4 separate regions of the Homo sapiens genome follow, and all the other regions are linked to region 1. The links are chromatin loops, found by intact Hi-C in ENCODE. Cell type or tissue: IMR-90. All regions are shown on one strand.

What was found. Hi-C counts contacts between places; a loop is a spot of excess contacts. Peaks named below come from ENCODE experiments on the same cell type or tissue, not always from the same donor. Only the 100,000 strongest peaks of a DNase experiment are listed, where the experiment ranks them.
Region 2: a loop joins it to region 1, with 4 times the contacts of the local background. A loop is called at or near these places in 2 of 110 quality-filtered maps.
Region 3: a loop joins it to region 1, with 4 times the contacts of the local background. A loop is called at or near these places in 4 of 110 quality-filtered maps.
Region 4: it touches region 1 in a loop (4-fold over the local background); 4 of 110 quality-filtered maps call a loop at or near these places.

What each region holds. Positions count from the first base shown.
Region 1 is chr9:111,296,308-111,304,307 of GRCh38, forward strand. No RefSeq gene overlaps it. Among named protein-coding and RNA genes, the nearest start is that of MIR7702, 29 kb to the left of the region's middle. In IMR-90, a CTCF peak has its summit at 3,229 (motif pointing left); DNase peaks (open chromatin) are centred at 3,174 and 5,124; H3K27ac peaks cover 546 bases.
Region 2 is chr9:110,915,532-110,923,531 of GRCh38, forward strand. The region is part of intron 5 of LPAR1 (lysophosphatidic acid receptor 1); the gene reads right to left. Among named protein-coding and RNA genes, the nearest start is that of LPAR1, 120 kb to the right of the region's middle. RefSeq lists an enhancer at 1-28. In IMR-90, no CTCF peak of the experiment used is centred here; DNase peaks (open chromatin) are centred at 1,030, 2,970, 3,380 and 4,370; H3K4me3 peaks cover 299 bases; H3K27ac peaks cover 4,315 bases.
Region 3 is chr9:110,860,485-110,868,484 of GRCh38, forward strand. No RefSeq gene overlaps it. Among named protein-coding and RNA genes, the nearest start is that of LPAR1, 170 kb to the right of the region's middle. In IMR-90, no CTCF peak of the experiment used is centred here; no DNase peak of the experiment used is centred here.
Region 4 is chr9:110,741,346-110,749,345 of GRCh38, forward strand. It overlaps MUSK (muscle associated receptor tyrosine kinase), which reads left to right. Exons shown (of 15, transcript NM_005592.4): 7 at 6,296-6,455. Among named protein-coding and RNA genes, the nearest start is that of MUSK, 77 kb to the left of the region's middle. In IMR-90, no CTCF peak of the experiment used is centred here; DNase peaks (open chromatin) are centred at 1,516, 3,776 and 4,436; H3K4me3 peaks cover 728 bases; H3K27ac peaks cover 4,809 bases.

The sequences.
Region 1 (8,000 bases):
CAAAATCCTGCCTCTACTGAAAATACAAAAACTAGCCAGGCATGGTGCCATGTGCCTGTAGTTCCAACCACTCAGGAGGCTGAGGTGAAAGGATCACCTGAGCCCAGGAGATTGAGGCTGCAGTGAGCCATGATCGCACCATTGCACTCCAGGCTGAGTGACAGAGTGAGACCCTGTCTCAAAAAAAAAAAAAAAAAAAAAAAAAAAGAACCCTTTCTGTCATAAAGCTACACTAAAATATTTTAACCTATAAAATAACGGATGATCAAAAAAATGCTGTTGAAGCATATAGGCATTGCTGATAAGAATATATATTTATGTGCATATGCGTGTATGGAATTATAGAGAGAAAGATATATATTTATAATAGTTATATGGCTACATTGCCCTCTCAACCTCTACAGAGGGCAATGTAGCCATATAACCATTAAAAATGCACAAAGACTTTGATCAGCAATTTCTTCTAGTAATTTATCCTAAAGACATATCCCAAATGTGTGAAAAGATTATGTCTACATCTATAACTATATCCATATTTATATCCATTGGTCTATCTCTCTCCATAGAAAGACACCCAAAAATCTATCAGAGGCTGCCTCTGGGAAGGACAATGGATAGTGGAGTACAAGGAAGAAAGAAAAACTATTTTCTTTATATCCATTTATACTACATTCATTTGTACCCTTTGGACCTCAAGCCCTACTACCTTTTCAAAATTTATTTTTTATATTTTTTCATATTTTTTAAATTAAGAAAACGCACTTTTATTACAATGCCTTTCTTTAACTTTTCCTTTGCATTAATTAATGTAATTAGAAATGTAAACTATCTTTTTTCCTGTTTTTATTGTATCTATTTACAGGGTATGATGTGATGTTTCAATACATGTATACACTGTTACACTTAACAGGCTATTTACCATATCCATCACCTCAAATATTTGCCATTTTTGTGGCCAGAACATTTAAAGTCCTCTCTTTTAGCTATTTAAAGTATGCAGTGCATTATTACTAACTATAGTTAACATGCTGTGCATAGATCACCAGAACTTATTCCTCCTGTCTAATCGAAACTTTGTGTCTTTTGACAATATCTCCTCTTTCCCTATCTACCTCCCCAATTCCCAGCCTCTGGTAACTATCATTCTACTCATTATTTCTACAAGTTCAACTTTTTCAAAACTCCACATATAAGTGAGATCATGTGGTATTTGTCACCCTGGGCCTGGCTTATTTTACTTAGCATAATTCCCTCCAGGTTCATCCATGTTGTTGCAAATGACAGAATTTTCTGCTTTTTAAAGGCTAAATAGTATTCCATTGTATACATATACCACAGTTTTTTAATCCATTCATCCATTAGTGGGCACTTTGGTTGTTTCCATACCTTGGCTATTGTGAATGATGCTGCAATGAACACGGGAATGTAGCTATGTCTACAACATGCTGATTTCATTTCCTTTGGATATATACTCAGAAGTGGAATTGCTGGATCACATGGCAATTCTATTTTTAGTTTTTTGAGGAACCTCCACGCTGTTTTCCAAAATGGCTGTACTTCATGTAAGTATGAAGTACTCAAATGTTCTAAATATGAATTTGAAGCATTAAAAAAATGCAGACTGTATTTCTGTTGATTATTTGATTCATTTCTTTGATCTAAAGTTATTCACAAAACTGATTAAAATATTCAGGAGTATAAATAGCTCAAATTTATTCTATAAATAGTTCAAATTTATTCTAGGTTTTAAACAGCATATATGTTTTTTTCTTTGACATCATAATGTAAGAAATAAGCATTCCCCCTTTCTAATTTTTTTTTTTGCCTTTGTGATACTTTTCTAGGATCATATGGGAACACACAACAATGCAGCAGATTGGACCCATTGTTTCTGTATATTACATCATTGCCGTTCTTAAGTGAATACAAAAAGGAGCACACTAGATCCCATTGAATACTTTGCCAACTTGGCTACTCTACATTAATGCGTCATTTAATTCGTACAAAGCCACTATGATGAAGGTATTATTATCCTCATTAATGTGAGACTCAGAGAATCAAATACACCCGCTGGGCTGGGATGCAAACCTGGGTATATTTGGTGCCTAGTGGAGAGTGGACATGGGGTCAACAAGAATCACAAAAAACGGGTTGTGCATAGCGACTACATAAACAAATGTGTGTTTTTAATAAATGGTTTTTAATGGAAGTTAATGAGGGCATATCATTTCTAAAATATTTGTAAAATGATAATAATTATATTAAGTATAGATAATAAAACAGACTTAGATCTGACTCTTAATACAAAAGGTCAAAAATTAATGTAAGAATCTTTTGAAGTTCAGCTTAAATAATATTGCAAACAGTTTAGATGCTACGTTAGCTTTACTACTGAGAAAACTCAATCATCCTGGCCAATTTTTGTAAATTTTTGCACTGGTATATCATGATAGTGGTCAAATATTTGTGGCTTATTTTATCCCAAATCTGCACATTTAATTCTCTGTTGAATGGATTTGGGTTTTTAGGTTTACTTTTCAGTATCTGGTTTAAAGGAAAAAGAACTCTCCATCACAGCAGGCACCAAACTTGGAAATAGCAGGAAGAACTTAGAACGTAAATTCTTTCTCAGTCCCAAAAGAGATGCTGTTCCAGCAAGACTCGGGTCAGAGGGCTGGGCACTGCTGGGGCAAGTCATGTGGCTGATCTGAGATGAACTTGTTTTGTAAAGAAACAGATGATTTCTAGCTATGAGGCTGTTGTTCCTGTAACTTTTTAGCAACAGTTAAATCCATTCCAAAATGACAAGCAACAGAAAAGAACATTCTGAATAAACTACAGATGAATGGAGTTTTCTCCTGCCTCCTTGGGAATATTATGAGCATCTTACAAAAGGGGTCATATCCTGTTTCTTTCTCTGGTTGCTACAACTGTGGTTTGTATATTGGCTGTATCACTAATGTGAATTTATAATCCAAAAATGCCAAAAGAAAAAAAAATTAGCACTCCTTCACAAATATGCATTTTTTTTTCTTTCCCCACCTTCCAACAAGCACTGTTCTAAGTCATCATTATTTTTTTCTGTGCTGGAAGCAAATCCACACGTCTTTTTCATATCCTACTGTTAGTACGGAAGGTGAAATACTGACATAAATGAAAGGAGTTGCAAGTTCAGCATTAATATAAAACAGGCAAACAGTGTTGAGAGCGTTTATAACTCAACAGTGCCCCCTAGTGTAAGTTCAAAAGATAACAGGCTGGAGAAAAGTACATTAGAAGACATTGACGAATTTATATCCTTTTAAACTATCAAGGAATTTGTCTTTTGGGGTAAACCTATTTACTTTATCAAGATACATATATTATTTTCAACTAATAATAGGGCATTAAAAAGATCACATTCTGCAGCCATAAAAAAGAAAGTTCATGTCCTTTGCAGTGACACGGATAAAGCTGGAAGCCATCATTCTCAGCAAACTAACACAGGAGCAGACAACCAAACACCGCATGTTCTCACTCATAAGTGGGAGTTGAACAATGAGAACACATGGACACAGGGAGGGGAACACCACACACCGGGGCCTCTCAGTGGGTGGAGGGCAAGGGAAGGGAGAGCATTAGGACAAATACCTAATGCATGCGGGGCTTAAAACCTAGATGACGGGTTGATAGGCACAGCAAACCACCACGGCACATGTATATCTATGTAACAAACCTGCACGTTCTGCACATGTATCCCAGAACGTAAAGTAAAATTTTTAAAAAATAAAAATAAACAAAAAGATCACATTCAAGTGGGAGGCAATGGCATCAAGGTGTATGGAGACAGTGAAAAGTACCAATGCACATTTTGAAAGAAAGAGAGAGAGAAGGAGGAAGAGAATGGATTGCCACCAAAGCATACCAGCTAGAAGGAATAGCAAGAACTTGGGTGATAGTAATACGGTATTATTCTCTGAGCCAATACCCAGGGCTGTTGTTTCCTTGTAAAGTTCTTCTTGACCACCCGCTAGCACTGATGACCTCTGGCCACCAGGGCTCCTCAGTTTTCTATGGAATAATTTGTGCTTTTGTTCCGCCAAAGCTTGGGAAGCTGGAAATTAATCTTCTTTGCTTAAATAACCATGGCTCTTTCCAGAAGTTTCTGATCCCTGAGAATTACAATACTTTGGAATCATAAAAAGGAATGCTATGAAGCCAGACAAGAAGGTACTCAGCAAGCCAAAGACTCCGCCTAACAACCCTGGAGTGTGTCATGCTTTAAAGAATTTCTCCTTACTGGACCCAATTGATGTCCCAAGATGGAGCATCTATCATGCATATTGGCTCTCATATCTTCATTTTTCTCTTGTTTCACCAAGAGTTTATGTAGACTACTTATCCCCTCTTTGTTTGAATCCTCATGTTCTCAACATTCCCTTCACTATTTTAAAGAGGACTTTTATCTCGGTACTCTGTTGCATGAAGTTTTATCATGACTCCTGTATGGAAGATCATCAGGATCTACATTATGTGAAAAGAGAAATCTATGCCTGATAGAATAAAGCAAACTCTCATAGTTACACACTAGTTGTAAATTAATATCAAAATCCCACTAGATATGATTTATAGTTTATTGCATATGATTCTGCTTATGTTGACTATTTAACAGATTATGTAGACTCCTCATTTTTTTATCTTCAAAAAGTTTAAAGACTCCTTCCATGTACTGCTTTGGAAATATATTTAGATGAAGTCAATCATGCTTGGGATATTGATTCAATATCCCATTTTCAAAACAGGAGGGAGTACAGGTAGGCAGACTCATTCTGCCTTAATAGAATTAATTCTTACTTATGTGTGTGTATGTTCTATATCATAAAACCACAAGACACAATGGTGAAAGATCTTCAGCAGTTTTTAAACCAGCACGAAAGTCATATAAAAGAGTGCATGTTTTGAGTAAATAAAGCTTATTAAAGATGTTGAGTTCAAGGACTGTCTTTAGTAAAAGCAACATCACAGAGAATTAAGAATTTATTTTTGTTCCACCACAGTAAACAGACATGTGGCAATTCTAAACAGAAAAGACAAAGCTGATGAAGAACAGCAAATATCATCCAGACTGAATCCAGCCAATGTGGAAATAATGAGTCAGAGAACACTGGGACAAAATTTGCTCCTTGACCATTGGGCAAATTAAAGTTACTCAAGAGGAGAAACAATGAGTATTCAGAGACATACAAAGCAATATTAAAATTATGACCTACTCTCATAACAGAATACCTTGCAGTAATTAAAAATGATATATATCTGTATTCAACTGAGGAAAAGTCATGTGACATGAAAAGGCAAAAATATTTATATATGAAACATTTTTATATTATTTTGAGATAGCATGTCCTGAAACCTGTCAAGGCAAACAAACTGGAAAAAAAATCAAGTCAGAAAAATTAGAAATTATACAGGTTGCTTTCACTTATTTGTGGGAGCTAAAAATTAAAACAACTGAACTCATGGAAATAGAGTAGAATGATGGTTACCAGAGGTTGGGAAGGGTAGTGGAGGGTGGGAGAGTAGAGTTAGTTAATGGGTACAAAAAAATAGTTAGAAAAAGTGAATAAGATCTAGTATTTGATAGCACAGCAGAGTGACTATAGTTAATAATAACTTAATTGTAACTTTAAAAATAACTAAAAAGGTATGATTGAATTGTGTGTAACAAGAAGAAAGGATAAATGCTTGAGGTGATAGACACCCCTCTTACCCTGATGTGGTCATTACACATTGCATGCCTGTAGCAAAATATCTCACATATACCCCATAAATATATACACCTAATATGTACCCACAAAAATTTAAAATAATTTTTTAAAATTATGCAGGGAAACAAGGTATTTTAAGAGAAGTAAAAGAAGATATTGCATTCCTGAAACATAAAGTCCCATCTAGGACATTGCTAGAAATATGTATTCTCACCTTCCACTCCAAACCTACTGAATAGAATTTCTAGGGTGGGCTGGGGGATCATGTTTTCCCAACATGATTATTAGTGTACTAGTTTGCTAGGGCTGCCATAACAAAATTCCATAAACTGGGTGGCTTAAACAACAGAAATTTATTTTCTCACAGTTTTGAGACTAGAAGCCCAGGATCAAAGTGTCAGCAGGCTCGGTTTCTTTTTCTTGTTTTTGTTTGTTTGTTTGTTTTGTTTTGAGACAGAGTCTCATTCTGCCACTTAGGCTGGAGTGCAGTGGCATGATCTCAGCTCACTGCAACCTCCACCCACTGGGTTCAAGCGATTCTCCTGCCTCAGCCTCCCAAGTAGCTGGGATTACAGGCACCTGCCACAGCGCCCAGCTGATTTTTTTTGTATTTTTAGTAGAGCTGGGGGTTTCACCATCTTGGCCAGGCTGGTCTTGAACTCCTGACCTCGTGATCCACCTGCCTCGGCCTCCCAAAGTGCTGGGATTACAGGCGTGAGCCACCGCGCCCTGCCAGGCTTGGTTTCTTATGAGGCCTCTTTCCCAGGCTTGCAAATGTCCACCTTCTCGCTGTGTCCTCACATGGCATTTTCTCTCTGTGTCTGAGCATCTCTGGTGTTTCTTTGTATGCCTAAATTTCTCCTTCCCATAAAGACCTTCAGCCTCCCAAAGTGCTGGGATTACAGGCATGAGCCACTGCGCCCGGCCCATTGCTTGTGCTATTTAAAAACACAAGAAAACCTGAAATAATTTTTTTCAAGGATAATGTACTCTGGAAATACTTGCATAAAACATGGCATAGCCCCCATTTTTTGTCAATGTGTCTTGCAAATTGGAATGCTAGTCTCTAGATGTAAATTTCATCCACTGCTAACTTTGGATGCTAGCTTTTTTCCAGTTTGTTTGCCTTGACAGGTTTCAGGACACACTATCTCAAAGTAATATAAAAATGTTTCATATATAAATATTTTTGCCTTTTCATGTGACATGACTTTCCCCCAGTTGAATAAATACAGATATACATCATTTTTAATTACAGCATGATATTCTGAGAGTATGTCATAATTTTAATATTGCTTTGTATGAATCAGAACCTCATTTTAACTCAATCACCTCTTTAAAAGCCCTATTGCCAAATAATTACATTCTGAGGTACTAGGGACAAGGGCTTCAACAGATAAATTCTGGGAAGACACGATTTAGCCCATAACACCAGGTGATGCTCAAACACAGTAAAGTTGAGAACTATTATAATATGACTTAAGAAAGGTCCAGAGAGATACATGCCAAACTAATTAGAGAAATTAACTCTAGGAGTATGGCTGGGATGGGGTGGGAATGGGGTCAAAGGAGAACTCTGGTAAAGCATATCACTTTAGTGGTTTTTACAAGAATATATTGGTTCATTGCTTATGCTAGCTATTTATTTACATACTTATTTATTTAGAGACAGGCTCTTACTCTGTTGCCCAGGCTAAAGTGCAGTGGGAGTATCACGACTCACTGCAGCCTTGACCTCCTGTGCTCAGGCAATCTTCCCACCTCAGCCTCCCGAGTAGCTGGGACCACAGGTGCACGTCACTATGCCCAGCTAACTTTTTAATTATTTGTAGAGACAGGGTCTCCCTATGTCACCCAGGCTGGTCTCAAACTCCTAGGCTCAAGCAAACCTCCCACCTCAGCCTCCCAAAGTGCTGGGATTACAGGCATGAGCCACTGCACCCAGCCCACTGCTTGTACTATTTAAAAATATACCCAAAGGATTATAAATCATGCTGCTATAAAGACGCATGCACACGTATGTTTATTGTGGCACTATTCACAAAAGCAAAGATTTGGAACCAACCCAAATGTCCATCAGTGATAGACTGGATTAAGAAAATGTGGCACATATACACCATGGAATACTATGCAGCCATAAAAAAGGATGAGTGCATGTCCTTTGTAGAGACATGGATGAAGCTGGAAACCAACATTCTGAGCAAACTATCGCAAGGCCAGAAAACCAAACACCGCATGTTCTCACTCATAGGTGGG
Region 2 (8,000 bases), 380 kb before region 1:
TGAGACTCTGTCTCTCAAAAAAGAGAATATACAACAAAAAAGTATCTGTAATTCCATCTCTAGAATTTAATCTGTGAACATATTATTCAAAATGTGTACATGTATATATACACACATACATATGTCCACATGTGTATGTACACATATAACCACAATCATATATTTGTACATACTCATTTTTCTTAGAATAAATTTCTGGAATTATGAAGATGTAAATGGATATGAATGGTTTAAATTCCTTAGATGTAGATTTTAGCTATTTTTCCATACGTTATCATCAAAAACGAAACACTGACTACCCTGAGAAAGAAGAAAAATTGAACGAGTGTGCCTTCTTTTCCTCTCTTGCTTACTTCTGAGTGTCTTACTTCTCACTTCTGTCAATATAAGTTATCAAATTATCAATATGAAAATCATGGTAATAACATGAATGACTAAAATCAAACAAACAGGTAAGTATACAGTGATATAACCTTATGGTTAAAATGTTAGATGTTAAATTTAAAGGATAAGGGAAACTTGAGTATGATATCAATTATATAATACTACTATATACATTTAAATGCATGTATACACACATGTAGCATGCAATAGCCAGTATCTACTGAGGTCTGTCATATAATTGGCACTGTGCTAATAACCTCATTGAATATACTTCTCATGTAGTCCCTGGCAATAACCTTACGAGATGGGACTGCCTGTATTTTACAAATGAGGAAACTGAGGTTCAAAGAGGTCAAGAAACTTCTCTGGGCAATACAGCTAGGAATGACGGAGCTGGGATCTTACTCTAAATCTGGATGCCTCCAGAGGCCTTTGTTCTTAGCCACTATGCTATATTGGCACAAGAAAAAAATACACTGGATGGAAGTATGTCAAAATGGTGGTGGTCAAGTTCAGAATCACTTTTGTAACCTTACTTAAATGATTCTGTATACTATAAAACATTGACATAGGATACGATTTACTTTTATAACCAGAAATAAATTAGTGAATAATAAGTATTGCATGCAGGCTTTGTGACTCAGACCCAGGTGGCCTGGATCACTCAGACCCTCCGTAGGAAGACCATTATTATTATGCAGAAACCCTTGGGTTGGCCATACTTTTTTTCCTCTTCTGTCTTGTAGCTGAGGTGGAACAGCCTCCTAATGAGGCAGATGTCTTTTTAAAGTCCTCCAGTTTTCTCTAGAGAATGCTAATTACTCCCAAACCACCCCCTAAAAAAACTCCACTCACTTTAACTAGAAATTATAAAAAAGGTATATCCAGATGTCAGCAACAAAGATAATATTTTTTAAACTTGGAAAAAATAACTGTAACAATATGCATGGAAAACTATATAATTCATTCTTTTGGATAGGCCAAAATAAAGTCTTTTTTTTTTTTTTAAGGTTGTTGAGGGCAGATTAACTAGTGCTGAGTGTGTATATTGTCAATATTGTAATAACTTTGTAGTTGGAAGATAAAATAACTTCTTTTCAAATATAAGCTAAGGTATGAAAAAAACTTTAAAATGTTCTTGGCCGGGTACAGCGGCTCACGGCTGTAATCCCAGCACTTTGGGAAGCCAAGGCGGGTGGATCACCTGAGGTCAGGAGTTCAAGACCAGCCTGGCTAACAAAGTGCAACCTCGTCTCTACTAAAAATACAAAAAAAAAAAAAAAATTAGCCAGGCATGGTGGTACATGCCTGTAATCCCAGCTACTTGGGAGGCTGGGGAAGGAGCATCACTTGAACCTGGGAGGTGGAGGCTGCAGTGAGCCAAGATTGTGCCATTGCACTCTAGCCTAGATGACAAGAGCGAAATTCCATCTCAAAAATAATAATAATAATAAAGTTCTTAAGCTTTTCAGGGGCAGGGCAATACGTTTTTAATAAGACTAAGAAACACTATGCTAAACCTGATTCTTGAGGGAGCCAACCAATATATTAGAAAGCCACATGACTGGGCTATATCTTTAAGCCCCACAGAATTGCTTTCATTGAACTGCACTTTGGTTACAGACCACCAACCTTCACTGAGAAATGATATGGCATGACTTTATGGGACATGGTACTGAATGTGCCATAAAGAATGTAGAGCTCTCCAGAACATCACATCATAGCTGATGCATCCATCACAGAGCAATACCCAAATGAGAAATGTCTCTTTGGACTCAGTACTTAGAAGGGTTATTTCTCCTGATTTTACTTTATGGCCACCAAATCATGAACGTTATTGTGTTTTACATCTTCATTAACTGCTAGAAAGTATGTCTTTACCTGACTCCATGTCATTTTCTTAGATTTCTTTTTCCCTTTCCCTCCTTTTTCTTGCTTATTTTAAACTCAACTTTGTCCTCTGAACTGAATGCATCTTTTTAAGCTGTCTTAAATACTTTGTTTTGAGACTGGGTCTCGCTCTGCCACCCAGGCTGTAGTACAGTGGCACGATCACAGCTCACTGTAGCCTCCACCTACAGGCCTCATGCTATCCTTCCAACTCAGCCTTCCAAGTAGCTGGGACAAGAGGCATGCACCACCATGCCCAACTAACTTTTGTTTTTTGTTTGTTTGTTTGTTTTTTTGTAGAGATGGGGTTTTTCCATGTCATCAGGCTGGTCTCGAACTCCTAAGCTCAAGCAATCCATCCACTTTGGCCTCCCAAAGTGCTAGAATTATAGGTGTGAGCCACTGCACCAGCCAAATCCTTTTTTAAATAAAAGATTAAGTATAAATAAACAGGCACATACTCTGTACACTTCTGTAAGACTGTTTATGTAAGACTGCTATTGGACATAAGAACCACCCAACATGAATGAAACCAGCATGTTTCCTATACCAAAAAGAAAATAAATTTTCATTTATATTTTAACAGTGAGATTGAAACAATCTAAGGTCTCTCACCCACAGGCCATTCTGCAGACACTCAGGTTACAACCTGAACCCAACAGAGTAGCTGGCTTATGTACAGGCTCATGATTACATCATGATTATGTGTTTCCATGCCACTGTGTTCAGGAAGTAAGCGGTCTGGATATAAGATTTCTAGCCATCCTTGAGGTGAGTGGACAGAAGGAACTGTCAGGTTAGAGATGCAGCATTTCAAAAACAAACAGAAGGGATGAAGGAAGGGGAAGTGAAGGAACAGGTAAAGAGATATGAGACTCAGAGAAGAGTAATGTCTCTGTAGCCAAAATTAAAGAAAACTTCAAAAAGAAAGTACTAGATGATACATTCTTTAACAGATGACTAATATTCCTGGCAAAAACTTTTTAAAAACTAAGTATACATTTAAATACATAACATTCCATCCTTTAGCCTTCAACCTAACAACATCAATTCCTTTAAAACAGCATTTTTGAAAAGCTGGTTTTTTTTTTTCCATCTGTACTCAAAATGGTACATCTATGGTGGACACACCCTAAGATGTTCCAAAATGAGTCACACTCTTGTGTAGTCCCCCTTCCCCTGGTGTGTGAGCAGAACCTGTAACTTGCTTCTAGCCATAGAATACAGTTATAGGATGCCACTCCCTTGATTAGGTTCTGTCAAATAGCAAAAGTGAAGGGGTTTTGCATATGTAATTAAATTGACAATAAATTGCTCAAAAGGGAGATTACCCTGGGTCAGTTGGACTGACTTAAGTGAGCTCTCACAGAGGCCAGAGACTGGAAGAAGTACAGATTTCTCTCTCTCTCCCTCTATCTCTCCCTCCCTCTCTCCCTCTGCCCACCCCCTGCCTCCGCCCATTGCTGGCCTTGAAGATGCAAGTTGCCATGAATTCTACAGTCACAAGGAAATGAATTCTACCAGCAACCTAAGGAACTTGAAGCAGATCCTTCCCTAGTCGAGCCTCCACATGAGAATGCAACCCAACTGGTACGCAGACTTCAGCTTGTGAGACCCCAAGCACAGAACCCAGCTAAGCATGCCTGGACTTTTAACCTACAGAGACTGAGAGATAATTCATGGGTGTGTTTTAAACCACTAAGTCTGTGACAATTTGCGATGTAGCATAGAAAATGAATACAACACCTAAAGACAGAGACAATTTGCATGGGAATTGCCTTTTAATCCACTAAACAGAAAAAAATGTAACGGAAACTTCAGACTCCTCTCTTAACTTCTCACATCACTTAGCCAAGTTCTCCCACATTAGATGTTCCAGATACTTAAACTAAAGCAGCTGTCACCATATCCAAAATGCTTCGCTGGAGAACCATCACATGACACCACTGTGGGAGTTTCAATGCTTGCTGGCCCAAGGAAATCTGCCTCCAATAAACCAGGAAATGTTTAACCCAGACAGCCTGTAACTTCCACAATTTTCTAATCAGCCACCAGAGAGTCCTCTTTAGATTGTCATAGTGACTCAGCACACACACATCAATGCCTTCAACCCCAAAGCTGCACATCTATGTACGTAGTTGTTCTCCCTTCACCTACTTGGGCATGAAAATCACCAAATGAGCACAGAATCAGCAAACTTTGTATAGGCCACAAAGGAGGAGGCAACGTTTCATTTCCATTTTAGCACTGAGATCAAAACACAGCCAAAGGCCAGGCTATTCAGCTGAGACTTGATTCCATAATAGCATGTTCTCTCTGCCCTGCACAAAATTATACCCTGATTATGTATTTCCATGCCATTGTGCCCAGAAGGTGGTTAGGCAGCAACAGCTCTAGCATGGGTGGAAGGTTTAGGCATCTGAATATTTGGAAAAGTAGAGAATGGGGGGAAGGGAAAGTTTGTCTCTTTTTCTGAAGCATTTTTCTGTCAACTGGAAATCAAACTTACCAATGCTTACATTATACTTTTCTGAGTGATGAATACAATGCTTTGGATGCATAGTTCAAGTAAGGTCGATAAGCAATTTATCTTTTGAAATTATTTCTAATGAGAGAGCATTGGCAATTTTTTTCAACTGTTGTGATTTTTATGCACTAATTAAAATCATTATAATACTTATATATACTAGACACAGCAGAAATAGCAAATTTTCATTGTTTAAAAAGACATCAGAGAATAACAATCTTCTTTTCCTTTTTTTCTTCCCTTCCTCTTTTGTTTTTACCTTTTGAAATACTAAAGGCAACAAAATAGCAAGTAATGAGCACCAGCATTGAAACTACAAGTCCTAGGTTAGGGTATGGGGTCTAGCAAATACTTAATTTCCTTCAGTAATTCACGTCATCTCTCTGAATCTGTTTTACCATCTCTAAAATGGGTAAAACACTATCTGCACTATCATACCTACAATTTCATAAAAATCATCACAGATAATATGTCTACAAAGATATTGTAGTATATATAAACCAAATGTGGCCAGGCACAGTGGCCCATGCCTGTATTCTCAGCACTTTGGGAGACTGATGTGGGAGGAATACTTGAGGCCAGGAGTCCCAGACCAGCCTGGGAAACATAATGAGACCCCATCTCAACAACAACAACAAATTTTTTTTTTTTTAATTAGCCAGACGTTACGGCGCTTGACTATAGTCCTAGCTGCACACGAGGCTAAAGTGGGAGAATCCCTTGAGCCCAGGAGTTTGAAGCTGCAGTAAGCAAGGATCGCTACTGTACTCCAGCCTGTGTGACAGAGCAAAACCCTGTTTCAAAAAACAAAACAAAAAACAAAACAAAACAAAAAACAGGGTGAGGTAGGACGATGGCTTGAGACCAGGAGGTTGAGGCTGCAGTGAGCTGTGATCTAGCCACTGTACTCCAGTATAGGTGACAGAGCAAGATCTTATCTCAGTTTAATTAAAGGAAATTATATGAATGTATTTTTCCTTTCAATATTTATGTTTCCTCTCATGAACTGACAAACTAAACTTTAAGAGCCAGTAGTTTATTACTCTGTTCCTAAAGACATTAAAATAGTTAAAAGTAAATTACGAAATTACTGTCAGAAAAATATAGTAACAGTTAACATTTAATAAATGTCAGACATTGACTAAAGGGCATCACATAACTTTTCATTTGATTCTCACATGAAGGAAGTCAATTATCTCTATTTTACAGATGAGGAATCTGAAGTTTCAGGAAGTTAAAGAGTAAGTAGTAAACCTATGATAAAAAAAATTAAGCAGGTTAATCCGGAGTCCACAATTAACCACTCAACTGTTTCAAATACATTTTCCGGGTTGATACTCCAAGAAAAGGAGCGATGAGATGTGGTCTCAGCATACAGGTGGTCTTGTTGTTATAAAGCAGAGTGTTCCTAGTGAGCTAGGAGACCTGATGTGGAGGACAAGCCCACCCACATTGCAGGGAGACCGCCACAGACAGAAGCTAATGGCCAGCCACATGAAAGGCATGCCATTAGGGCAGGTTATGATGGACGTAATGCTCCCTGGAGTTGTGAACTGAAGAAGTCCTGTAGAATTTAGAACACATCAATTGACCTACAGCCAGCTACCAAACCACATCAGAGCCTACGGGGCTGCATCTAGGTCTGCAAAGGTCCAGAAGTTACAGAGACTGCTGCTGCTTGATGGTGAGTATGCAGAGAGCGGACCTGAGCAGCGGAGAAAGTAACCAGAGAGCTGGAACCAAGAAATAAAAGTAGGAACTGGGGAAGAAGAGTCAATGAGATGAAAGAAAACAAAACTGAAGTAAAGCCAGAAACCAGAAATACTGTAAGACTCTGGTTCCCAAACTGTGCCCCCAGGAACCTTGGGGTGCCACAGTGAATTCAGAGGAATGCTACTAGATATTTTTAATTTGAGGGCAGCTAACACTCGACATCTCTCAGACACCCTCTGAACTACGAGCATAAAGTAGTTCAGCGCTTCAACATTAAATGGCATTACATTCCTTTCAATGACATCATGTCCTTGCAATATGATATCTGCTATAATAAAAATGAAGTGTAAACATAAAACTCAGTGTGGAACAGAAAATGAAGATGGTGGTTTCCAATCTGAATTCAAGTTTTGAAAAGTTGTGCAGTGCCCAACAGGTGCATACATACCTTAGTAAATATGAAGGATTAGATAAAAATGATAATTCTTTCAATTTATATGGTTTTGTTTTACAAAATGGCTACTAATTTATCAGGACCTATATACGTATTAAGTTGAATTAACTAATTAAGTTGAATATACTTATTAAGTTGATTTAATAAATGAAACTGTTAGGTATTTCTTTTAGCTTTGGGGCACTGTAAAAAAACTGAGACAGTATGAGCACTGAACTGAGACGTCATGGGAATATTACTTAGGGATTAAAGTTGTCTAGGGAAGATAGAAAAGTAAAGGATCTCAGCAGTGAGTTGCATATCTGTTTTCAAGGTCTTATTATTATATTATTATTATTATTATTATTATTATTATTATACTTTAAGTTCTGGGGTACATATGCAGAACGTGCAGGTTTGTTACATAGGTATACACGTGCCATGGTGGTTTGCTGCACCCATCAACCCATCATCCACATTGGGTATTTCTCCTAACGCTATCCCTCCCTCAGCCCCCCAACCCCCAACAGGCCCCAGTGTGTGATATTCTCCTCTCTGTGTCCATGCTTTGACATGGCAACACCACTCAATACAAAGGAGACTTGCCCCACTGAGTCCTAGAAGCATCATGGGTCCTGACCCTTGTGGTCTGGTCCTGCTCAAGACATAATAAAGATCTGCCACAATGAGGATTAATTCAGGGACTTTAGATTTCAGCATGGCAATATGATAATCTGATGAAAACAAGTTATGTATCATGTATTTTATAATAGTACCTACCAAGTACTTATAAACTTGGCATCTTATACAGACGGTCCCTGACTTACAATGGTTTGATTTAGGATTTTTTGACTTTATGACAGTGTAAAAGTGATACACCCATTCCTTAGAAACTGTACTTTGGGTACCCATACAACCATTCTGTTTTTCACTTTCATTTCAGTATTCAATAAATCGATGAGATATTCAACACTTTATTGTACAATAGGCTTTGTGTTAGATTATTTTGGCCAACTGTAGGCTAATGTAAGTGTTCTGAGCATGTTTAAGGTA
Region 3 (8,000 bases), 440 kb before region 1:
TGCCATCATGTGAAGAGGGACATGTTTGCTTTCCCTTCTGCCATGATTGTAAATTTCCTGAGGCCTCCCAATCCAGCATAACTGTGAGTCAATTAAACCTCTTTCCTTTATAAATTACTCAGCCTCAAGCAGTTCTTTATAGTAGTGTGTGAACAGACTAATATAGTAAATTGGTACCAGGTAGTGGGGTGATGCTGTAATAATACCCAAAAATGCAGAAGTACTTTGGAACTGGGTAACAGGCAGAAGTTTGGAGGGCTCAGAAGAAGACAGCAAGATGTGGGAAAGTTTGGAATTTGCTAGAGACTTGTTCAATGGCTTTGACCAAAATGCTGATAGTGATATGGACAATAAAGTCCAGGCTGAGGTGGTCTCAGATGTAGACAAGGAACTTGTTGGGAACTAGAGTAAAGGTCACTCTTACTACGCAAAGAGACTGGCAGCATTTTGCCCCTGCCCTGGAGATCTCTGGAACTTTGAACTTCAAAAGAGATGATTTAGGGTATCTGGCAGAAGAAACTTCTTTTTTTTTTTTTTTTTGAGATGGAGTCTTGCTCTGTCGCCAGGCTAGAGTGCAGTGTTACAATCTTGGCTCACTGCAACCTCCACTTCCTGGGTTCAAGAAAGTCTCCTGCCTCAGCCTCCAGAGTAGCTGGGATTAGAGGCATGTGCCACCAAACCCAGCTAATTTTTGTATTTTTAGTAGAGACAGGGTTTCACCATGTTGGCCAGAATGGTCTTGATCTCCTGACCTCGTGATCTGCCCGCCTCGGCCTCCCAAAGTGCTGGGATTACAGGCATGAGCCACCCTGCCCGAATTCTGGCAGAAGAAATTTCTAAGCAGCAAAGTGTTCAAGAGGAGGCAGAGCATAAAAGTTTGAAAAATGTGCAGCCTGATGATGTAATAGAAAAGAAAAACCCATTTTCTGGGGAGAAATTCTAGCTTGCTGCAGAAATTTGCAAAAGTAAGAGGAGTCAAATGTTAATCACCAAAACAATGGTGAAAATGTCTCCAGGGCATGTCAGGGACCTTCCCAGCAGCTCCTCCCATCACAGGCCCAGAGGCCTAGGAGGGAAAAATGGTTTTGTGGGCCAGGCCCAGGGCCTCCCAGCTGTGTGCAGCCTAGGGACTTGGTGCCCTACATCCCAGCTGCTCCAGCAGTGGCTAAAAGGGGCCAAGGTACAGCTTGGGCCATTGCTTTAAAGGGTGCAAGCCCCAGGCCTTGGCAGCTTCCACGTGGTGTTGGTCCTGCGGATGCACAGAAGTCAAGAATTGAGGTTTGGGAACCTCTGCCTATATTTCAGAGGATGTATGGAAATGCCTGGATGTCCAGGCAGAAGTTTGCTGCATGGGTGGAGCCCTCATGGAAAACCTCTGCTAGGGTGGTGAGGAAGGAAAATGTGGGGTCGAAGCCCTCACACAGAGTCCCTACTGGGGCACGGCCCAGTGGAGCTGCAAGAAGAGGGCCACCATCCTCCAGATGACAAAATGGTAGATCCACTGACAGCTTGCACCAGGTGCCTGGAAAAGCCATGGACATTCAACATCAGCCTGTGAAAGAAGCCAGGAGGGGAGCTATACCCTGCAAAGCCACAGGGTAGAGCTGCCCAAGGCCATGGGAGCCCACCTCTTGCGTCAGTGTGACATGGAGTCAAAGGATGTCATTTTGGAACTTTAAGGTTTAATGACTGCCATAGTAGATTTTGAACTTGCATGTAGTCTGTAGCCTCTTGGTTTTGGCCAATTTCTCTCATTTGGAATGAGTGTATTTACCCAACACCTGTACCCTCCTTGTATCTAGGAAGTAACTAATTTGCTTCTGATTTTACAGACTCATAGGTGGAAGGGATTTGCCTTGTCTCAGATAAGACTTTGGACTTGGACTTTTGAGTTAATGCTAGAACAAGTTAAGACTTTGGCAGACTGTTGAAGGGTATGATTTTGTTTGAAATGTGAAGACATGAGATTTGGGAGGGGTCAGGGATGGAATGATATGGTTTGGCTGTGTTCCCACACAAATCTCATCTTGAACTGAAGTTCCCATAATCCCCATGTATTGTGGGAGGGATCCAGAGGGAGGTAATTTAATCACGGGGGTGGTCACTCTCATGTTATTCTCATGATAGTAAGTTCTCATGAAATCTGATGGTTTTATAAGGGGCTTCCTCCTTCACTTGGTTCTCATTCTTCTCCTTCCTGCCATCATATGAAGAAGGACCTGTGTGCTTACCCTTCTACCATTGTTGTAAGTTTCCTGAGGCCTCCCCAGCACCTGTGGAACTGTGAGTCAATTAAACTGCTTTCCTTTATAAATTACCCAGCCTTGAGCAGTTCTTTATAACAGTGAGAGAACAGACTAACAAAAATACCAAAGAAATGATCATGTGAAATTTCTAAGCCAGAGTTGTAAATGACGGACTTTAAGGCTGCTACTGGTGAAAAATTAAGGGAAAACAAGAAAAATGATATCGGAAACTAGAAGGAAGGGAAATCCTTTTCAGGTGGGGGCATAAAGTTTAGCAGTGCTGACACCTACAGTAACATGGAAAGTAAAAGAGGTACCTATAAACTGAGTGGTTTTGCTAAGGAAATTTCCAAATGGGGTGTTGGAGGTTTTTTCTACCTGCTTTTTGCCATTTATAGTAAAATGCAAGAGAAGATAGAAGAGCTAAAGAAAGTGCTGTTAAATATAAAAGATCCAGGAATTGTTTGGTTTGAAAACTATCCACTTCCAACAATGGAAAATGATGCTAAGTAAAAAATAGCTTCAGGCAAAGAACAAATTGAGGGCGATTTCAAGAAAACATGATCTAAAAATGAAGCTAAGTTTGTGACTGTAAAACATTTTGTTCAGATTTGGAAAAGGTCTAAGTTGATGCCTCCAAGAATCATTCAAACAGTAGGGCTTCTAAGAAACTAAAAGATTCTGTTTCTCAGCAGCTTCAGCAAAAGCCAAAGATAAAAAGGTCTTATTTCAAAGGGATCTGTTATTTAGTGGTTGACACTTTTGTTTAATGGAGTAAACCTCAATAAAACTCATAGAAAACCCACAATGTTTTAAGGTAAATATATTATCGAATCATTGTCAGGTTTAACTGAAGTAGACACAGCAAAATGCAAAGCACGTTTGAATGCCCAGACTTCTACAGTCTGAAAGCAGGCTAAGAAAACAACTTAGTAGCAAACACAAGCTAACTTTCATAGAGAAGATAGAAAAACTAAAATGACAAAACAAGAACTCAGAATGTGGCACTAATAACCATGGAAAATCATTACCAAGTTTTAAGTTATAATCAAGGAACTGCCAATAGCTCTCTTGTTGGATAGCATAATGGATTCCCTACGTGTGTCTTCCATTTCTCTCCTTTATTGAATGTCTATAGTGGTTCTTTTTATGCCTGTCCCATCAGTTATTTGATTTGTTGGAGATGGGGTTGGGGGTGTGGACACAGATAACTATTTCTCCTTAGTTCACAGGTCTTCATATTGAGAGAAACCCTGTTGAGGGGTTGTCCTTAAGGAACCACAGTCAAAGAGCCTCATCCATATGTAGAAACACAAATGGTTAGATCTTGTACTTTGATGATGCTGTAAAAGGAGAGACTATTGGGTACCCTGGGAAGGGGGAAGAAGTATGTTTTGCATGTGGAGAAACATAAATCACTGGAGAGCAGAGTGAAAACTGTTGTAGCCAGACTTCTAGATGGCACCCAGTGATCTTTGCCTCCTGGTATTTCTGCCTTAGGGTGATTCCCCGCACACTGAATTAGAGCTGACCATGTGACCAGTGGAATATTATGGAAGTAATAGAGTGTGATTTCCCGAATAGCTTGGGAAAGACACAGCCACTTCTGCCTTGGTTTTTTTGGATTACTAGCCTTGGAGAAAGTGACAAAGGCTCTCTCCTTGACTAAGCTCTACTCTAGTCAGGCTCCTCTGAACCCTATTCTTAACTAGGCCTCGCCCTATAGACATGACAGATTCTTAACACAAACGATTTCATCCACCATCACCACCATCCCCACAAACACTAAGAGACCTGGACAACCATGTAGACTTTTCAGTTTGGCTTCCTTTATTTAGTAATCTACATTTAAATTATCTCCATGTTTTTATATGGCTTGATAGCTCATTTATTTTGAGTGCTAAATAACATTCCATGGTCTGGATGTGCCATAGTTTATCCATTCACCTACTGAAGGACATGTTGATTGTTTCCAAGTTTCAGTAATTATGAATAAAGTTGCTTTAAATATTCTGTGCAGGTTTTTCTATGGACATAAATTTTCAACACATTCAGATAGATACCAAGGAGTATTATTGCTAGGTCAGATGGTAAGAGTATGTTTTGCAAGGAACTGCCAACTATCTTCCAAAGTGGCTATACCATTTTGCATTCCCATCAACAATGAATGAGAGTTCCAATTGTTCCACATCTTCACCAGCATTTGTTGTTGTCAGTATTTTGGGCTTTTTTATTCCATATTAGTTATAGTTATATTAGCTTATTAGTTCTAGGAGTTCGTCAGTTTCTTCAGATTTTTTAGGCAATCATTAAACTCAGTTTTATTTTTCCTTTCTGAAACTTATATTTCCTTTTCTTAACATATTTTATTAGATAAGACTTCCAGTATGATGTTGAAAAGGAATGGTGAGAGGGGATAGCCTTGCCTTGTCCCTTATCTTAGTGGGAAAGCTTCTAGTTTCTCACCATTAAGTATGATATAAGCTGTAAGTTTTCTGCAGATGTTCTTTATCAAGTTGGGGAAGTTCCCTCTCTATCCCTAGTTAGAAAGTTTTTATCATGAATGAATATTAAATTTTGTCTAATGGTTTTCTTCATCTATTGATATAGTCATGTGATTTTCCTACTTTAGCCCATAGATGTGATGGATTACATTGATTTTTTTAATGTTAAATCTGCCTTGCATGCCCAAATTAAAATCCACTTGGTCATAGTGTATTTTCTTATACATTTTTGGACTCAATTTGCTAATATTCTGTTGAGAATTTTTGTATCAATGTTCATGAGAGATATTGTTTTCATTTTAATAATATCTTTGGTTTGGGTACAGGGTAATGCTAACTTCATAGAATTGAGTTAGGAAGTATTTTCTCTGTTTATGTCTTTTGGAAGATATTATAGAGAATTGGTATAATTTCTTCTTTAAATGTTTGGCAGAATTCTTCGCTAGTAGACCCACATGGGTCCAGTGCTTTCTGTTTTGAAAGGTTATTAATTACTGATTTAATGTATTTAATAGGTATAGGTTGACTCAGATTATCTTTCTTCTTGTGTGAGTTTTGGCAGATGTCTTTCAAAGATTTGGTCCATTTAATCCAGGTTATCAAATTTGTGGACATAGAATTGTTGTTTATAGTATTTCTTTATTACCTTATAATATTCATGGGATCTGTAGTAATGTCCCCTCTTCCTTTTCTGATCTTAGTAATTTGGAGACTTTCTCTTTTTTCCTTAGCTTGGCTAGAGGTTTATTAATTTTCTCTCTTTTCAAAGAACCAGCTTTTAGTCCCATTGATTTTTCTCTATTGACTTCCTATTTTCAATTTCATTGATTTCTGTCTAATTTTTATTATTTTTCTTTGGCTTACTTTGGATTTAATTTGCTCTTTTAAAAAAGTTCCCTAAGGAGGAATGTTATTGATTTTAGATCTTTCTTCTTTTCTAGTATATGAATGCACTGCTACAGATTTCCCTCTAAGCACTGCATTCATTGCATCCCACAAATTTTGATGTTTTATTTTTATTTAGTTCAAATTTTAAATTTATTGAGATTTCTTCTTTGACCCATGTGTTATTTAGAAGTGTGTTGTTTAACCTACAAGTCTTTTGGGGTCTTTTGGCCAAACTCTTTTTTAATTAAAGAAACCTAAAAGACTGACAGTATCCAATACTGATGAAGAGATGGGTTAAAAGGTAGGCTCATACACTATGGTACTATAAACTGGTACAGTATTTTTGGAGTGCACTTTGGTATGCTTTACAAAAAATAAAAAATTAAATGTCCATTTCCTATAATCAGGAAAAGGCAAAAGTCAATTTTAATGCTCATCAAGACTGAATACTATTTATCAGTTGGGATAAGCTATGTTGCAGTAGCAGATGAATGACAAAATCTCACTGAAAACAGAGCAGGTGCTTATTTCTTGTGTAAATCAGAAATTATCGGAGACAATTCTCAATCAATTTAGAAGTTTATTTTGTCAACATTAAGGACATCCCCTGAAGAAAGGAACACAGAAATCACAGAAACAGTCTGTCCTGTGTGCCTTTCTCCAAAGAGAAAAAGGCTTCAGTATTTAAAGGGGAAACGCAGTTTGGAGGGGAAAGAGAGAAGGTGTGGTCACATTACTGAATCCACGTGTTGCACGAGAAAAGGAGCAGGTAGGGGAAAAGCCAATTATGTATTTGTCTGGTGCTCAGTAAATCAGCACTTTACATAAGATAAGGTGAACATAGAGTAGCTACCTGTGGAGATATCTGGCCTTTTATCTGCAGCCGTGTGCTTAGGGACAAAAGGAAGAGCAGTTTCTTGCATGACTTAGATTTCAGCTGAATTTTTCCCTTTTGGCATAGTGATTTTCATAGTGAAATTTTATTTTCCTTTCAGACTTGATAATGCTGTCCATTCAATATGAGACATCAGGGAGTTTGCTCTACATAGTCACTCAAGCTGATGGGGATGTCACTCTCTTATTCTGCCGCCTCTATTTTTGGCTTTTGGAAGGTGGAGGGGGAGAGAAAAAAGATCTGAAAACTAGCATGGGGTATTTTAGTTCATCAAGTCTAGAAATGACAGATGTCACATCCACTCACAGCCCACTGGACATAACTAGTTGCACAAACCTGTCTAACAGAGTTGTAGCTTTCCAAGAGTCCAGGAAGAAGGGGTAAACAAAACATTGATGACCTGTAATAATCTCTACTTCAACTGCAGAGCAAGGCAGACACATACTTAAACCTTGGATGGATATCTATAATGTATTATCAAGTTAAAAATCAAATACATGGTACATAACCTTATTTTGTTGAAAAGAAACAGCTTCACATGTTTCTGGATAATACATTCAGATATTAAGTTCTGCTTTTTTTTATTTCTCCTTGTTTTAGCTCATTTCCTTCTTCTTATTCAAGCAGATCGAGGCTGTGTGCTTCTCATCTTAGGGAAGAATATAGCAAGATGGCAGCAGAAAAAAATCAGACTCCAAAATCTAAGTCTTCAGTCCAGGGATATATCCTGAGCTTCAAGTTTCACATAGCCACCTTCCTACCACAAAATTCTCATTTGAAGGCTCTACTCATTATCTTTTCTCTGTAAAATTGCTCTTATGTTCCTTATCTCAACGTATCACATGTCCATCCATCCAGTATTCGAGGTCATAACTTAAGAAAACATCTTTATCCAAACAATCACCGTGTCCCAAACACCCCTGAATCCATTCATCTCTGCACCTCCATTGCCACCTTCATCTTTCGTCTCAGTTAATGTGACGGCCTCTGATCCTATCTTTTGCCTTCAGTCTTTCTTCTCCAATTTATTCTGAAGTGTAAACCAGATTGTGTGGTTTTTTTTTAAACTTAAATCCTTTAGCTTATTTCCCACAATTCTCAAGGATAAAATCACTTCCAAAATCACTCAAGTCATCACGCCAGCCTGCCTTTCAAGCCTCATCCTCACAGTCTATACCTGCCCTTCTTTCCCAAATGGCATGCTTTCTCTCACTAAGCATTTACACATCTTGTCTGAAATTCCTATCTGCATATGCTAAATGCGTGCCAATTTTTCTAATGGGTTGTTTTGACGTGAACTGATTACCAGAGTGAGTGCAAGTTCAAGAGCTTGACAGGGGCACACCTCTGTGCAACTCAGGCTCAAGGTGAGTGGCTTTGACAGGACAGTTCTCATTCTAAGACAGAGCATTCTAAATTATCCTTTCAAAGATAGTTCCTCTCCCTATCTTCCACCATCCATTTTAT
Region 4 (8,000 bases), 550 kb before region 1:
CTCTATACTTGTACCTGGCCCCACCCTTGTCTCTCTAAAGCAGGGTGCCCTAGGAAGACTGATTGGCTGTAGCCCCAAAAGGTGAGAACTAGGACATAAGATAAGAAAGGGAAGAAGGGAAAGGGAGAGAAGGAAGTGGGGAACAAAGTGCGTCAATGTGTGAAATTTTAGTTGGATGTTGTAAAACAGGAAAAAAAATGCCAAATTCTATGGCTACCCCAATAACAAAGAATGTCTTATGGCAATGGCACCCTCCAAGTCATATAATTCATTTATTATTGTCACTTTCACTATTGTTTTCGCTGAAGTCTTTTTTCTGTTACTTGAACAAAATCATTTTTTTCGTAATTTGTTAATAAAATTGTTTCATTTTATCTGTCTATCCTACATCCCTTCAAATACAGTACACAAACAAATGAACGTGCTTTTCCAGCTTGTAACTTGAGGCATGGTAGAATGAGAATTAGATGGGGAGTTGGAAGACTGAGGTTGTAAATGCCCCTCTTTAGTTAATGTGATTTTGGGGTCCGTTTACAACTCAGACACTGATTTTCTCATATCTATCTACACTAACACAGACGTCAGGTGGCTGTCAAAGATGATCTCTAATGGTATAATTAGAGACATCAGGGCTAATGTTCTCTAATTTTGTCCAGTTATGATAAAGTAACTTGGAGTGCCTGTTCTTTACCTCTCTAAGAACGTTTCAAGTGTCATTTAAAATTTGATTCTTATTTGTCAATGTGTTTTTTGGCTCCTCTGTGGAAACTGTTATAGTCTTAAGCCTGTCAAGGGAGTATAAAGACATCCTAAGAAAATTTGGAGACTGGGCCGGGTGCGGTGACTCACTCCTGTAATCCCAGCACTTTTGGAGGCCAAGGTGGGAGGATTATGAGGTCAGGATGGAGACCATCCTGGCTAACACGGTGAAAACCTCGTATCTACTAAAAATACAAAAAATTTAGTCAGGCGTGGTGGCACATGTCTGTAGTCCCAGCTACTTGGGAGGCTGAGGCAGAAGAATCACTTGAATCCAGGAGGTGGAGGTTACAGTGAGCCAAGATTGCGCCACTGCACTCCAGTCTGGGCAACAGAGAGAAACTCCATCTCAAAAAATAAACAAAATAAAATTGGGAGACTGACAATATAACTTCACTAATTTGTCTATGTAAAAATAGTAATAAAGAAAATGGAAAGGTATATACTTTTTAAATTTCTAGTATTTTCAAAAGATTCATATGAGGTTATAAATGGAAGATAAATGATTATTCTCTGTCGAAGTTTAGGAATAACAAGAGTAGGATAGTTTAAGATAGTTGAGGCCTTATTGAGACCCCAACTTATTCATTCAACATGTGACTCACAAAAAGTGAAAGGCAAAATAGATTTATCACCTCAGATTCTAAAACAGGAATAAAACAAACAAAGTGACTTTCATCCAGGAAGAAAGCAAAAGTACATCCGCAGTTCTTACGGTCAGAGAGTGTGTGCTGCTCTTAGAGCCAAGTTTAGTTCTTGGTAATTCTACCCAAGTCTGAAAGGAAATCAAGATGACTGTCCACATTGACGCAAATCACAGGACATGGAGGCAATGTCAGGCATTTAATGTTGTAAAAGTTGCAAACCAGAAATCCCATGGAGGAGAACACAGAGAATCCTATAGTCCTGATATCATTTTTGGTGGAATGAACAAAGACGAACGCAGAGCTGGGAGATATTTGGCACAGAATGAAACAGAGTTTGAACTGTGGCTCTTCACTCACTACGAGTTAGTAAACTAATGCCATAGCACGCTGCTCAGTACAATGGGTACTCTGAAAGAAGTGAGTGCTCCCTTTCTCCCCTGCTGTGAACCTGCCAGTGAACCAAAACCCTTAACAGTTAGAGCCAAAGAGCAGGAGAAAGTCCAGCAACGTGTCCCAAAGTGATTAGAAACTATCTTGCTTTCCTCCTATGGAAATACCAAGCATTTTTTGTGGAAATCTGAATTCACAGATGAAGTTCAGAGTGAATAGTAACATTCCTTTTGTTTTACAATCTTGGAAATAGTAGTTTGGCATGGAAAGAGCAGAGCTTACTTTTTAAAAAGAAAATTATTTGTATTTTTATAACCAGATTTATTTATAGTTATACCAGTAATATCTCTGTTATTTTGGCATGCAACTAAAAAATATAGAAAAATTTCATGTCCCTCTTGCTTTGTCCAATAAATATAATTTCTAAAATATTGTAGAAGTTGAATAATTTTAACTTGTTAGAAGAATTTTATAAAATAAACAGCCAAATCACCTAGGTTGAAGGTTGTCTTTTAGAATTTTCTTAAAGGGAGGCATATCTATATTTAGACATATTTTTAAGAGGCAGTAGTTTTGCTTTAAAATATATGACCTGTGAAGTCCTTTTATCTTACTAGCTGTGTAAACCAAAATAATTACATGTAACAAGTCTTATGTGGAATAATTCAGCAGCCAGTTTGAAAGAGGCTAATTAATATTTGTGGCTACATTAATCAGAAAAACTATGGAAATGTCTCTTGGTTTATTATCCCTTTTTCTATGATTCATAAACAGACATTATTACAACTGCATAAACATGAACCCTACTGGGCAACATCCTTTTTTTTTTTTTTATTTTTTTCCCCAAGATGGAGTCTTGCTCTGTCATGAGGCTGGAGTGCAGTGGCGCGATCTCAGCTCACTGCAACCTCCACCTCCTGGGTTCAAGCAATGCTCCTGCCTCAGCCTCTGGAGTAGCTGGGACTACAGGTGGGTGCCATCAAGCCCAGCTAACTTTTTGTATTCTTAGTAGAGACAGGGTTTCACCATGTGAGCCAGGATGGTCTTGATCTCCTAACCTCGTGATCTGCCTGCCTTGGTCTTCCAAAGCGCTGGGATTACAGGCATGAGCCACTGCACCCGGCCCTGGGCCATATTCTAACAGTTCCACAGGATATTTCCAGCCAGCTGGAACTATCTGCAAGACAGGGCCATTGAGGCCAGAATACCTTTCAGAGGTCTTCCCTAGCTAAGGTCAAATCATAAAATTATCGGATTATCCATAGCTGGGGGTGGATTCTCTCAAGACCGCATTAGTAATGTATTAATGATACATTAAGAAGTACTCCACAGGTCTATAACTGCTCAATCACCTTCAAAGAGTTTTTACACACATTATGTCAGGCATGAATTATTATGCCTATTTAATAGAGCTTCCTATCCTACTGCCTCTTTTTAGAAAAAAAAGTTTTATTGTGATCTTTATTGTATACATTTAAGGTACAAAACATGATGTTTAGATAAACATATACAGTGAAATGATTACTATAGTCAAGCAAATTAACAAGTCCATCTCCTCACATAGTTACAGCTAACTTAGAAAGACAGAACATCACACCCAGAGCAGGGAGCTGTGTCTCCAGCTCCCTCAGGTCCATATACCTGAGTGACTTGGAGAAAATCATGCATTTCCTGTAACTACCAGACGTAGTCACCTCAATTAAGTAATCTGTTTTGCTTAGGCATACCTTGGTAAAAGCTCACAGTACTAATCTGGACCCACCCCTTTGATCTTTGAAACCTGAGGTGCGAAAAAATATCAAAATGGAGGGCAGAGGGATTTGTTTTTATTTTCAGATCATCAAAAATACTAAACTGTTGATCAGAACCATCCATGAAGAAAGAAAAACAAATTCAAACTATGACTAATGGGGCCTGCTGTGCGTGAGTCACAAACTGAATCAAGCAAGGCCTCTGGAAGCAGGGGGAAAAGCATTCAGGAGTCACTTTGTACTCAAGCATGAACCTCCTAAAGTGTTGGTCTCTTTGCTGAACTATTTCAACACCTGGATGAAGTCCAGGAGAAGAGACGTCAGGCAGTTTAAAAATTGCTTCTCTTTCCTACTAAGGATGTTTTCAGTGACCTTGAGGAGGTGTTTAAGAATGACTTTCTTAGGTGTGAACATGAAAACAGTGGGACTTAGGGCAACATTTGGGGAGATTCCTTGCTTCAAAGTTGTCTCTAAGGCATTGCACATTCCTACTTCTTGCAGGAGGGAACTGTCTTTCCAAAGGATTTTGCAAACTGTTCTGCTTTTGCTTATCTAAACTGGAAAGAGATATATAAACAAAATATAAAATACAAAATAACATAAAGTCTGTTGATTGAGCATAGAGGCTTGGGGTCTTTAGCTTTTTTTCTTATTGTTGCTTTGTATTAAAATTCAAGGGAGTCCAAATATTTTCAGTCCCCTTGATCTAACTGGGATACTCATACAATGAGACATTGCACTTCTGATAAATATGATAATGATGAGTTTAGTTTGAATTCCCAACTGAGTGCATGTCTCTTAAAAACATTTTTCTCTTCACTTTGTAAATTTCTTATAGAGTCTAGGTTGCTCATCTGGGGAAAATGCCACAATACTTGATCTGACCTGGAAAGATTCCCAGTGAAGGTAAATTGATACTCACATAAGCCAGTTTTTATCATAAGAATTGAGACTAGTACTGAAGGTAAAGAATAAAAAGCTAGTTGGACAAACGTTCACTGCATGATTGCTACACAGTGCTTGGTGCCAGGGATAGCCAGCCACCTGGCAGCTAGGAAGAAAGCTGGCCTTACCTCAGAGCTTTCTTCTTCCTGGCTAGTCAAACTGTGAAAATCCTTTCTCATGCAACACAATAAAATAATTGGCTCCAAAATGTCTCATTCTCAGCCTCATTCCCTAATACTGGACACAGGAATCTCTTTCAGCCAAGCAGCCAAGCTCAGGCCAACATGGGACGTACCTCCACTCCTTTAAGATAAAGTCAAAGCATAACACCAGCTGATTCCTTAACTGTCATTTCACTCCAGTTTCCCTCAATTGGCATCATGTTTCCCTGATATAAGCAGCGTTAATTAAAGATTAGTTATTGAAAAGGTGGTATTGTGCTCAAGAAAACAGTGAAAAAAGAACCACCATTTAAAAAAAATGCCACCACCTTAACAATGACATTTGTCAGATATGTATTTTGTTCATGGTTGGTTGATTTGTTAAGGTAGTTGTTACTCTTGTTTTCTAATGACTGCTCATTTGTTCTCTCTTCTAGGACTAGGGAAGGCACTGTAACATAATGATTAAAAGCATAGGCTTTGGTGTCAGACACGCTAGGATGCAAATTCTAACTATGCAACCTTGTAAAATGTGCTGGGCAGCTATCTTTCCTACAGAGTTGGAGTAATGTTGACTAATATATATGCATTTGTATAAATTAAGCTGTTAATTGTGTGTCAATATTGCATTGATATCTTGGCTCTTTAAGGACATTTGATTTTCTGGTTTAAGTAGTACCTCCTGCATGAACTTCCTGACGTGTTGAACTATTTCAACACCTGGATGAAGTCCAGGAGAAGAGAGGTCAGGCAGTTTAAAAACTGCTTCTGTTTCCTACTAAGGATGTTTTCGGTGACCTTGAGGTATTATGTATGTATTATGTATGTCATGCCTCAGAGACAGACTTGGCTTCACAACCATTTTTCCTGACAACCATCCACCTATCTGACATGCATTTATGGGGAACTGAACAGGAGTTATGAAAATAAGTCCTTAAGTCTGCAACCTCTCATACTTAACTGTCATCTGTAGGACACTGAAGACATATATCAGAGGATCCACACCGTATATAATTCATGCCTTGTATTGGTTATCTATGGTTGTATCACAAATCAGCCCAAAGCTTAGTGACTTAAACCAATAACTATTAGTGCTCACAAGTCTGTGGTTCAACTGGGTGGTTTTGCTGATTTGGTTTTGCTGCTGGGCAGGACTGCCTGATCTTGGCTGGTCAAGTTCCTGTGATCGGCAGATTGAAAAGGTGGTAGTTGGTTCAGAATAGCCTTATGCGTACCTTGGATGGTTGTTGTTGGTTCCCACCTGGGGCAGAGGGGATAAACGGGCCAGGTGTGTTTCATCTTCTACCATGCTGGCTCTTGCTTGTTTATAGGCAGTCCCAGGTTCCATAAACAAGAAAGCAAGCCACAATGTGCAAGAACGTTAGTTTCTGCTCATTCATTCCAAAACACATCACAAGGCTAATCTAGATTCAAATTATGGAGGAAAATGCTACTTCTTGAGGGAAGAGCTACAAAGTCACATTGCAAGGGCATGGACACAGGGAGGGAAAATCTTTTGGCTATGTTTGCAGTGTACCACATGCACTTGATTATAATCTTAATGCTTTTCCCTTCAAATCTACTGACATAGTATAGTGGGAAATCCTTGACTGAGTTCTTTTATTTTCCTTTACTCTGTCAGGTTTCTTCTGGGTCCATTCAAGAGAGTGTGAAAGACCGAGTGATTGACTCAAGACTGCAGCTGTTTATCACCAAGCCAGGACTCTACACATGCATAGCTACCAATAAGCATGGGGAGAAGTTCAGTACTGCCAAGGCTGCAGCCACCATCAGCATAGCAGGTAGGATGCCCCTTCACATTTGCGTTGTTCCAGGAGAGGGGAGAGTTGATACTATTCTACAATATCGAGCATTGGAGAAAATCTCCCTTTTCTTTTATCTCTTATTTCAGTTGCATTTGGGCTATTTCCTCCCCCATGGGGATACTCCGGAGGTGACCTAGATATGGATTTTGGCAGATTTGCTGCCTGGAAAACTAAATCCTCAATACCTACCCAAGTGGTAGGTAACAGCTTCCAGGAACTCACTTCTTCCTTCCTTCTTGTTTTTCTTATCTTTTTTCCTTTTCTCCATTTCTCTTTCCTCCCTCCCTCCTTCCCTCCCTCGCTCCCTTTTTTCCTTCCTTCTTTCCTTCCTTCCCTTATTCCCTCCTTCATTCCTCCCTCCTTCCCTCCCTCCCTCTTCCCTTCCCTCCCTCCCTCTTTTCCTTTTCTTTAATTTCCTTTCCTTTTCCCCACTCCTCGTTCTCTCTTTTGGTTGATCAAACTTTCCAAGTCTCTCATGGAGAAAGTTGGCAGACATTCAACATGGTCATGCCAATTTCTGCATGGCTATTTCTTGCGGGCATTTTTACCTGTGAGCATGATCCCTGTGGTCTTTCCCTTCCCTGCTTCAGCAAGCCACAGCAGGTCTTACAGGTGTTTTCAAGAAAAAGGCTGACACACGGATTTCTAGGATGTTTGTGTTGAGTTCTAAAGGTTTATTTTTAAAATGTAAATGTCCCAAAGGCTTCTGAGAACATTTATAGAATTCCTAGAGATGGAAATAATCCCTGTATCAGGAAATGCCAGGCATATTAGATTCATAGCGTGCCTAGGGCTCAAGGGTCAGGAGAGAGGTGCTTGGCCTGACATGTAAGGCAAGCACGGATAGAGCTTGTGCCTAGGGCCAACTCCCCACAGCCTGCTGTTTCTTATTACAGTGCCACCTCTTTGATCTTCCCTGATGGGGAACTTTCCAGTAATGTCTGTGATTTGTAATATGAGGTGAATAAAAACCACAGATAAATGATAAGGAGCACTGGACAAGGCTGGCCCTCTGGGACTGCCTATGAAGGAAAAGGAAGACTTCAAAATTAAGGTTCCCTCTCCTTTCTCCCCCCAGTGATATCTCTGCCTACCATGTCTTCAGACACCATATCAGTTATTCTAGCATTTCCACAGGTGGGAAATTATTTCTCCCAGAAAATGAAAAGTCTTCTAAAAGTAAATTCAACTCAATTTAACAAATAATAATAATATCACATAATAAGTAATAGTATAATCATATAATATAAATAGTAATAAGAATTACTATTTACATAGCACTTTGCTGTTTATAAAGCACTTTTACATGCATTTATCAAATACTCTAGATGACGCCCATTGTGTTGGGTAGAGTAAGAGATGAAAAGTTAATTTAAAAATGGGTCCTGCCTTCCAGGGACTCTGCATCTAGAAGGAAGTCAGTCAGTCACGTATATTATGGCACTGGCTGTATTCTATTGCAGAAGCATACACAAAATACAACAGCAGAACAAGAGAGGCAGGATGTCAGGGAATCCTTGG